Linked DNA regions of Homo sapiens: region 1 is linked to region 2. Evidence: chromatin loops called from intact Hi-C (ENCODE). Cell type or tissue: body of pancreas. All regions are shown on one strand. Each heading gives the region's core, and the rest is flanking DNA. Links, peaks and the distances in the headings are about the cores only.

Evidence for each region. Hi-C counts contacts between places; a loop is a spot of excess contacts. Peaks named below come from ENCODE experiments on the same cell type or tissue, not always from the same donor. Only the 100,000 strongest peaks of a DNase experiment are listed, where the experiment ranks them.
Region 1: it touches region 2 in a loop (2.1-fold over the local background); 11 of 110 quality-filtered maps call a loop at or near these places.

Annotation. Positions count from the first base shown.
Region 1 is chr2:106,110,658-106,116,038 of GRCh38, forward strand. UXS1 (UDP-glucuronate decarboxylase 1) reads right to left here. Exons shown (of 15, transcript NM_001253875.2): 10 at 1,989-2,108. Among named protein-coding and RNA genes, the nearest start is that of ECRG4, 48 kb to the left of the region's middle. In body of pancreas, for the core only: a CTCF peak has its summit at 3,230; a DNase peak (open chromatin) is centred at 3,154; H3K27ac peaks cover 1,819 bases.
Region 2 is chr2:106,159,185-106,164,565 of GRCh38, forward strand. It overlaps UXS1 (UDP-glucuronate decarboxylase 1), which reads right to left. Exons shown (of 15, transcript NM_001253875.2): 4 at 4,483-4,526. Among named protein-coding and RNA genes, the nearest start is that of UXS1, 32 kb to the right of the region's middle. RefSeq lists enhancers at 1,994-2,053, 2,064-2,153. In body of pancreas, for the core only: no CTCF peak of the experiment used is centred there; a DNase peak (open chromatin) is centred at 2,957; H3K27ac peaks cover 1,786 bases.

The sequences.
Region 1 (5,381 bases), core at 276-5,275, 48 kb before region 2:
GCGGCCACTACAAATCCAATAATTAGTCCACTCAACATTTCTCTCCTGCGCCCACGTACCTGGTGGTCTTCTGGAAGCTGGGGACGCAACCATGAATGAAACAAAGTCCCTGGTTTTGAAGAGCATACACTGTACTAACAGAGATTGGGGCTGAAAAATTCGTATTTCAGTTGGTTACAAGGGCACTGAAGACAACTAACATGGTTATGGTAACTAGCCTGGTGCCATAATGCAGAGAAGCATCAAGAAGGTTCCCTTAAGGAGAGGATGAATGAACAAGAATGCCTGGAAGAAAAGCAAGACGCTGCTGGGACAGGCAGGAGCAAGGGAGCAAGGAAGCCCGGCCTGAGGGAAGGTGCGGAGGCAACAGGGCTGTGTCCCGTGCTCTGCTGGAGCTGCAGAGCCACTTGAGCTTCCGACCCCTCTTTACAAGGCTCCCTCCAGCTGCGGGGTTGAGAGTACACAGGACAGGGAGAATGAGAGTGGCTCCAAGGCTACGGCAATAAATAGGGGTGGGGCGGCAGCAGTGTAGACCAGGGACTGGAGTCTGGATCTACCTAGGGAGGGCACGGCCATTAGGATGTGCTGGTGGATCTGTGCAGTGAAGGAAGGAGAAGAGCCATGTGTAGTCACAGAGCCTCCATTTAGGGGCACCAAGATACCACTTAGTGACAGGGGGAGGTGGGAGAGCTGGCATGGGCTGTTGGGAGCCTAAAGCTGAGTTTGGACTCACCTCTCCCCAGGAATGCACTCAGCGAAACTCAGCTATACAATGCAGTTGCCCTTGGAGAGTCATCCCACTGTGTAACAGGCTAGGCTTTTGGTTCTACGTTGGTAGCGGAGCAGCCAACACAGACAAGGAGACACACACCACGGAGAATGCTCATGAAGAGCGGGGGCTCTGGCTTCAAAACCCAGGCTACCACTGTGTGGCCACCTAAGCTTGGGCAACTCATATAACCTCTGCGCTCCAGCATCCTTGCCTGAAAAAGGAGGGGAATAATGTCACCTGCAGATCATAGGACAGAAGAGTGAGCTAACGTGATCAACCAATCAATGGGTAGATGCATATGTACTACACAGAAATACACAGAGCTATAATTCTTCCCCCTGGAATACACTCAATTGATAACAAACCATGCCACAGGATTTTCAGAGTAACAGGATGCAAATCGACTCGAGTCCCACAAAATGCCATGCTGGAAAGTGCTCTAGGAGGCTACAGATCAGAAGAGCAAAGCAGCCTGGGCAGACAACCACGAAGAGGAGTGACCGGGGAGCTGGGGGTGGGAGGGAGGATTAGCAAAACCAAAGATGCCGGCAGAGCCTCTCACCAGGCAGGCCTGGGGTGCTCCTCCCAAGGGAGGCCAGAGGGCTGTGGGAACAGGTGTGGAATCAGCAAACCCACCCTGACCCCAGATGGTATCTGAGGGTACCAAGCAGTCAGTGTCGGCACAGACATCTTTGCCACACACTTGGACCACCGACCACAGATCACTGGGACCTCTGCTGGCTCCAGAAGTCTCCCTGGGTTGAGGGTGGCCAGTGGAGGATGGTACCGAGGGCCTGCCGGCATTGTCAAGGTGACGGCCCAGCCTGACCAGATGTGGCTCACCTCCCCACCCTACCTGTCCAGGCTTCTCAGCCATCCGAGGACACCCAGTACAGGCACACCCCTGGCTACAGCCAGCAGGCCAAAAGTATGTCGGAGAAGGTCTTCACAGGCCGGCTGGTACAGGCAGGCAGACCTGGAGGCATGGGCAGGGACCCCAGTGGCCATGGAGGGCAAGGTGACTCTAGTTTCGTGGAGCAGCCATGCATCTGGGTTATGTCCCCGTGCCTGCCTTCCCCTTAGTGGAGGGTAGCGGGTATACATGGCAGCTTCAGAAGTGTCACTCCCTGAACCAAGATGCACTTATCCCTCATCCTTTGTGAGCTGACTTCGATTTGGGTTGCAAGGTGCTCCCTGAGCCGAGGCCAGCACCTACCGTGAGTGGCTCCCCCTGGAGCGCCTGCAGGATGAAGTTGCTGACTACTCGCCCATCGTTCATGTGCATGCGTGGCCCAAAGGTGTTGAAGATTCTGGCCACTCGCACTTCCACGCCTTCCTGGAACAGAGAGAAGAGGAGGTCAGGTGTGCTCCCCTGTGTGGTCCACGCATCCACTTTGCATTTCCAGTGCCCTGCATGCAATGCAGAATGGAAACGTTCTGCTTTCCATTCCAAAATGGAAATGGCTTTTTTGTTCTGATTCCATAATGTGCTCATTATAGACCAATCGGGAGACTACACAGGGCTATACCAAAGAGAGTCAAAGCTGTCCCAGATCTCGCCACTGAAAGGCCACCAGCATTAATATTTTGGTAGAAAACCAGCCAAACAGTACAAGGAGGAAAAACGTGTATTTATATAATTTTTTTTCCCAGTTAAATATATATTTTCCAAAATGGGATCATGTTATGAATATGCTTTTCTAATCTTTTTCACATAATATATTGTGCAAATTAATCACTCAATAGAGATTTAGATGTCAATGAATATTTAATAGCTAGGGAGAAATACAAGAAAGCTCTCTATCTTAGGAAAAGGGGACACAGAAACGTTCTTACTGAGTGAGCTTGCATCTACACTCCCAATCTATTTTACTAAAAAACATCTGTTTTAGTGAGAAACTAAATACAACTTAGTGCCCAGTATAGGTTATTAGCTAATGGCCTGGAAAGAGAAACATACTGACACTGTTTAAATAGTCATCCCTCCTGTTCATTTTCACCTCTATGTTCATTTTCAAGTATTTTTAATGCTTCTATTTTTACTACAATGAACATGTATTACTTTTGTAATCCAGAAAAGCCTGTTTTCAAATATGCAATCATGGAAGTGCATACTTGAATAACAAAAGCCTGCTCTAAGTGATCGTGTTAATTATTAACTTCACAGACTGCTTTGCCATGGATGGAAAAATTAAATGTTTTTATCACAAACTCTGAATTAGTGGGCTTTTACAGTGTATACGTATCTAATGTTTGATCCACTGCAGAACAAACGTGCACTTTCTGGGCACCTGAGGGCAGGGAGCCTGGGGCGTGAGGACCTGGGCTCTGCTTCTCACTGCGCCCATGTGTCCGCCGTTCCCGCTCCACCGCTCACTGCCCAGGCCTGCCACTGACTCGGTCGCAGCAAGACTGGGAAAGAAGCAGTACTCACCTGACCGCCTCAGTGTTCTAAGACTGAAGCACAGGCCCAGTGGCTGTATTTGGTGCCAGTTATCACTACCAGCTGAAACAGTTCTTTTTTCAATTTCGGCCAACACCTTAGGCTGGCATGGGTTGGGAATGGGAATCCAATGAACCCTTAGCTAACAAGGCTTACTTAGCACAGAATTTCTCCACCAGTATAGCGAGTTAAAGGGCATGAACCACGAGCCCCAGAGGCCCCATCAGCCCTCTCAGTGGCTGGAGTGACACGGCCGCCACCTCGGCCCACAGCAGGCTTGTCAATTTCCCTAGGGTGTTCCACAAACCCAGGCGGGTTTTTAAGTGTGCTGTGATATGAAAAAGGGTGAGAGGCATGGAAGCACACAGTTAACTTTTAGAAGCCAGAGTGCTTTATTTGTGCTAATTCTTCCTAGTAATACACTGTAATACTTCACGTGAGCCACTCAGATACTCAGGACAAAGATATGAGCTAAGTCCAAGAATAAATCAACCCTTTTCTCCACCGAACTAATGAGTGTATTAAAAAGGGTGGGGAGCAGAGATGCTGCTCTCAACAGAAAATGACTCAGAAGTACCCACTTGCATTTAATTGATAAGATGAGGAAAGAAAGTGAATGGATGTGGCTTTATTCTAGGAAAAGACTGGAAAAACCTCAGCAAATTTACAATAATCAACGCAATGTGCCTGGCAGGGGAAAAGCTCAATGGGTTAGGCAAAATTTGCAGCAAATCAAATGCTTTTATCTTCTTGACGTTCCCTTTCCACAAAACAATATTCCGGAACATGGCCTCATTAGGATCAGCAGACATTAAGTGTCCAACCCATAAACAGGCTTGCTTGCTGTGGCTTTTCTATTTGGGCCTGTAATGGTTCAGCAACAGAGGGCAGCCCTTCTATACAGGTGCAACAGCCGTTGAGTGCAACAACACTTCCAAGAACACGAGCTCTCAAGGCTGGTCTACACCAATAAGACAAGCTACTCATGAAGCCTAAACTCCTTACATGAAATAGACAGGAACCCGAGGCTCACTCCAGTTAAGCCCTGCTCTCCTCTGGGATGATGGTGTCTTCTGGAGTTTGTATGCCCATCTATCCCTTTCTAGGTAGCATCAGGGAACCCTTGGCCTTCACACAAAGGCGACCCCCAGTCAATATGTATAGTCCACTTGCTGCTGAATCCTCATTCTCACTGGTCCTCACGGTGGGACCATGTGGGCAGGCAGGGGGACAGTCGATGGATGCTGACACCACTGTTGATGGTGGCAGTTCAGTTGCCACCCACATGCATGGATTGGAGAAAGGTATTCCTCATCTCAGATCTGAGGCAAGGTCCAGGGTCTGACCCAAAGCCACCTTCCTAAGAAGGGAAGAACCAGGCTGAAAACCCAGGAAGTACACACCAGGCAACGCTGTCTCATTTAAGGAAGAGCCCACCTCTGAAGGACCAAGAAGCAAACACATTCATGAACCCCTGACTCCCACACAATGTTCTGCCTGCGAGTGGTCAGGCCCTGCTGACACTGAGCTGGTGCCTTTGAGCATAGACAAAGCTGTCAGTCAGAAAGCTAACTGCTGATTCATCCTAGGCATGGCTGGATTTCACTTTATGCTCTGTGGTTTTGTCCCCTATGGTGGCCCATGAGTCATGGACAGCTCCAAGCATCAGGAAGGTCAAGACAACTCCTACAAGCCTGAGCTGCACCAACATAGAACCAATGGAAACTTAGGATGGATGCTGAGGGACCTGCAAAGGGTGGAGGCTGGAATGCCTGGATGGCCTCGTCTCATCCTGGGATTCATTATCCCAAGGAAGTCACTTCAGTTTCTAAGACTTAAGATCCTAATCTTTGAGATGAGGACAATAATATCCATTCCACCTACAACACAGGGGTTAAAACACTGAAACTATTTTGAAAACTGCCATCATTATTATCTACCTCCAAGGGATGGTTCTCAACCCAGTAATTGCCCTTGACCTCTGTCCCCAGTTTTCTGATGACACTAATTTACTTTGAAGTGACAGTGACCACGTGTGGAATAGCTCACAAACATTGCCACAAGGACACTAGGATTGCAAGGAACAGGCTGAGGCTCCCAAAGGCCCTTTGGAAACACGAACTAGGCTGGAACAGTGTAACTGGCATCAAACGCCTCCTTGCCTCA
Region 2 (5,381 bases), core at 114-5,113:
AAGAAGAGCCCACCGGGCTATAATCATGGCATTCTCTGGGTACTGTATCAGGGTCCAGGTGGAAGAAAGCAGCTTCGTGAAGTCACAGGCCCAACGCATGAGGACCGCTCCACAAGAGCGAGAAGAGATATTAATGAAACTTTGTCTCCTGCTCCAGGAATTTTCACAATCACGGCATCCTCTTCCTGACCAGCGTCCCTGGTAAAACGACTGAGCATCAGCATCTTCTGTCTCTGTGGATCTGCTCTGACCCTAAGTCTCACTTATCTTTTGATACCCTCTTGCTGCCCTAAGGTGCCACTGGTCCCCAGCCCACACTGATGTCCCAGGAGCAGGGCAGTGTGATCTGAATATAAAACGTCCAGTGAGAGGTAATAAACACAGAACTGAAATATTCATTTTAAAAGTTATTCAGTTAGGAACAAAAGTGCTTTAAATAAAATCTGAGACATCAGCTTTATGGTCATTATACTAATTGGAAAGGTGTTGTGCCAGGTGGCACCGTCTCCATCCCTGCCCTGTCCCCAGCACAGACACAGCACTAGGATACAGAATGCACTTCCTTAATGGTCGCTGAACTGAAGGGAATATGAAGGGTCATTAGACAGAAGCCCCTGAAGCAGGGGTTTCTCATCTCCAGAAAGCCCTGAGCGTGCTTAAATTGGAGTGAAAGGGCTTTCTATTACAATGCAGACGAATTCCCCCATTAAGAACTTCCAGGGTCTCAAAAGCTCAAGTTCCCCTTGCAGACTACAAAATCAGATGGGAGAGTCTGAGGGCAAGGGTGGGAACCCTGGGGCTCCCCCTTGTGAGCTCACCGACCGTCTTTAGTACTTGCCGCCCATAGGAAGTGCCTCAGGAAAGTCATCCATGCAGCTGGGGAGCAGGAGCAAGTTCTGCCTTCAGTCAGGAGCGATGCTGTTAGACTGGCGGGAGCGGCACAGATGTCTTGTTTGCCAAGTAACACTTCTTGTCATTCCGCCTCTTCTTCCCTCACCAACTCAGCTAGGGGACGGCACTGTAAATCTCAGAGTTATTTGTGTGCACCTCTCACACCGCTCCAATTGTCCTCATTTCTCTGAGCTCACGATATCCATGTCTTCAGCCTCAGTCCCCAAGTGGCACACCCAGTGCCGTGGCACAGCTGAGACTCTTTCCTTCCCACGACTGCTCATAAGCACCGTGGCTCCTCCGAACTGTCTGTCGTGAAAACGCTGGAGCCGTCTCTGACTCATGACTTCCCCTCACTCACCTTCAGGGCTCCTTCTCTACCGTGTATATGATTTTAGAGTCAAGACCGCTCGGGAATGGGAATATAGCTACATATGGGAAAACGCGGTGCAGGGAGAAAACCAATTCAGTGAGGAGCGGAGGCGCAGGACTGTGGAGTGTGCATCCGGGGCCATGGAAACAAATGTTAATCCAAGCTGTCAGCTTAGAATAGTCCCTATCTGAAAGCTTAAAATGAAATGTGGTGTGCTACTTATACCAAGAGGAAACGGCCAAACCGTTTTATTACAGGAAATGTACTTCAAAGAAATTGAACTGAAGCAAAGGCATGGTTGCCCGACATACGCAGTGACGGGCATAAGATGGACTAAAAAATACTTCAAATGCAGCGTGCTGAAACCTTTAATTTAAAAAACGAAAAATAGGTTGAGTTTCTTGCTTTGTTCTTCTTCAATATGTAGCAGCCAAGTTTTAGATTTCATATGTATACGCTCAAGTAATTAAACTTTTAAAAAACTATCTTATACTCCTCACTTCTTCGAGAAGCCACACATACAAAGCTGAAAAACAGGAAGGGGAGAGTGCCTGTGGGGTCCTCCTCAGTATGCATGTCATCCTGTTTTCCTCCTTGCAGTAATGGGTGACAGAGCACAGTGACTGATAGAGTGCAGTGACCATGTGGGTGCCGTTGGCTGGGCCACATGCTGAGCCAGCTGCCTGGGTGCTCCCAAGCACCTGCTGGACTGACTCAGGGCTGGGCAGGAGCACAAGGCCTTTTTTTTTTTTCCTTTTTTGAGACAAGGTCTTACACTCTGTCACCCCAGATGGAGTGTAGCGGCATAATCACAGCTCACTGCAGCCTTGTATTTCTTGTAGAGATGAGGTTTCATTATGTTGCCCAGGCTGGGCTCGAACTCCTGGGCTCAAGCCATCAGCCTGCCGAGGCTTCCCAAAGTGCTGGTATTACACCGTGCCTGGCCCACAAGGCTTCTTAAAGACCTGTAGCAGGTGAAAATCCTACCCAGTGTACTGGCTCATCCACTTATTCAGGAACTTTCCATTAAGCTCCGTTCTACACTAGGCACTGGGGGTTAAGCAGCAAAATGCAGCAGAGGCATGAGGCCTGCATTCCTAAGCGAGAGAGAAACCAGCAAGCAGAGGCAGAATGAGGTAACAAATCTTTCCTTACAACCCCAAATTAGTCCTTTACTAATCATTAATATTTTATGCCATTCCAGATTAAACTTACTGTTTAGCCAGTAAGCAGTATTCTTACTTAGAATTTAAATTATCATTTGCCATCTATTCAAAGAACATTTAAAGATACAGAGTTAAAATTAAACAAATGGCATATAATCAAAGTATTAAGCAATGGGAGTGTGGTAAAAGAGAAAAAGCCCACATACAATCCATTTACTCAGGATTCTAGAATGACACTGTCTTCTTTCTTTCCCTGTACAAATATAACCTGTAACTTCCAAAAATATCTTTAGTTCTTGGGGGCCACTTTGCTCAAAGTGACAAGCACGTCAAGTAAACCTATTTCCAGTTACATTCTTATCTTGTCAGTGTCAAGATGGTTGTTTGATCATCTTTATCACACACTGAGTCAGGAAAAGTAAGCTAGACGGAGTTCCATCAATTTCCACCGTCACGCTTTTTTAGCCAGGCCTACGCTTGACCTTCTGACACAGTAATGCAGGCACGCGGATCACCTGACTTGCTGACCAACCTGAAGGACGGAACCATTCCAGAATGAGTCACCTGCAAGCAGCCCGAGAGGCAAATGTTTGCCCTTTGCCACTATTTTCAAGGCGGTTTCACAGGTTGACAAGAATAAATTATTAGTAAATTCTTAGGATTGAATTCTTATTTGTGCTTCTCCATCCAGTTTAAAAGCACACACTCAAAGATATCACAAAAGTATCAAAGAGATTGCATAATTCTCACATGTTGAGAGCTCTTGTTTGTAAGCTATTGCCTTAGGGAAGTTATCGAATTGAGACATTTTTCTTTTCATAAATAAATTCTATTGTCTAAAGAAAATAATCACTGGTGGACAAGTTTTTAGACCAATATAGAAAATGTGTGGTGGGTTATTTCTTATTGTTCCAATTTTTCTAAAAAGAAAAAAAAAGCTTCAATTAAGATCTCTCAATTCTGCTGTCTTATCAAAGGCAGATTTTCTGGCTCCCATCCAAGGAAATATTACAAGCTGCATAACTAAAGCACAGAATCATGGCAAAAAAAATTTAAAGCACAAGTAACAACCTTATATTACTAAGGAATCTGTTAAAAATTACTGACAACTTTTGTTCTGATAAGTGCTGAAATTAACAGTTTGCTTGACTGCTCAGTTGAGGATAAGAATCAAGTGAATGACACATTTTGTTTAATGACTCTTCTCCAGTCGTATTTCCCTTCGATCATTTAATGAAAATCAAAGGAAAACTGCTCTTCATTTTTTCATTTTTGTTCTGGACTTGATAAAAGGCTCATTCAATGCTGACACACATCGTCCAAACTCATCCCAATAAGGGGAAAAAATCACATCAACTTTAATAAATGCTGTCATTTTTCTTTCTAAAATTTCTGAAGATTCAACTGCTACTCTAGATAGTTTTCCACATACAGTACGTGCAAGAGGAAAGTCCTGGAGGCTGAGGCTCAGCGGCCTCGGGAGTGCCTGAGAGAGAACCTGAGGGCAATAGTGTCCCAAAGGGTGAGGAGGGGTTCTCTCCGAAATCTGACTCAAATAAACATTTCTATCATATTACATAATTCTTCTGCCCTCTCACTTCACCTGGACTAAATTCTGGAAACCTCCTCATGAACTCTGGTGACAAAAGCAGCTAAATGACTACACATGACACACCATAGGCTCCACATCCTTATTTTGTGGTGTTTGCATATGGTACATTTCAGGCCCACTGGATTGTCCTCCTATTTTGGAATTCTATCCCACTGATCAATATATGCAGAAGTTCAAGGAAAATGTGAGGCCTGGCCTCAACTTCTATGTAATAAATTTGCAGAAATTCAGACGTTCAGAGTTTGAAGAAGGAAGATCTTAACACATCTAGATTGATTCTTCTCCCCATGTTCTATCTGGGTATTACACTCAAAGTGGGGGAAATGCGTATACAGACATTTATTTAGGTTGGCAGAGTTTGGAGCAAACAAACAGAATTAATTACTCAATTGAGACAAACTTATTTTAACTATTGACTTTAAGACAAAAAGTACACATACCTTTTTTCTAAATCTCTGATTTTCTCTCTTAGTGGTTCAACCATCTAGAACAATAATAACAAAAATCAGTTTTAAAGCAAAAACACAGTTCTCAACCCCTTTCACCCCATTCTGATGTTTCAGATAAGGCAAAACAGGTTTTAATTTCTTCTACAAATTAACTTCCAGTTTGAAATTAAGATACACCACTTGCATCACAATGCTAGAATTGAACAGATAAACTGTCCATTTGAACTCTTACTCCATAAATGCCTCGGTTTCTGAGACAATTAATGTTTTTGCTCACCCATCCTACTAGGAAGAATGTAAAAGGTGTTTCAGGCTCATAAAAACAGATCAACACTATCCATCTCTTTTTAGGAACAATCCCCTAAGCATGGCCCACAAAAGCTTAACATCTTGTTTCTGCAATTACTGTGTATACTCATGTTATCAGCTGCAGCACATAAATTGCAGGCTGTGAGTCAACCTACATCCACGTCTGTAGACACTGTGGACTCAGGCAGAAAGACAGCAACTCAAGGGCTTCCCAGGACTCCCTAAGTTGGCTTCAAATCCAAAGTAAGTAACCTCCCATCCCCTCCCCCACAGCCCATGTTACAACGGTCTGGCTGTATCTACATGTATTTAAATAGGAGGTGCATAACTGAGCATAGGTGCTAGCCTTCAGCTGGGTGGGTGTGCAACGTCTCCATCTGTGCACGTGGCCTAGCATCCGATTGGTGGCCATTGTTCTTTTCAGCACCTGTGCCAGTGAGAGGATGTTTGTACTCATCTCTATCTCCCAAAGGCAATCACTTCCCTTTCTCTAAAAAACGCTTACCTGAAAAGTCATGTAAAAGTCTAAATCCATTTTGCCTTTGAGGTAGAATTTGTTTTAATACATCAAAAATGGACCA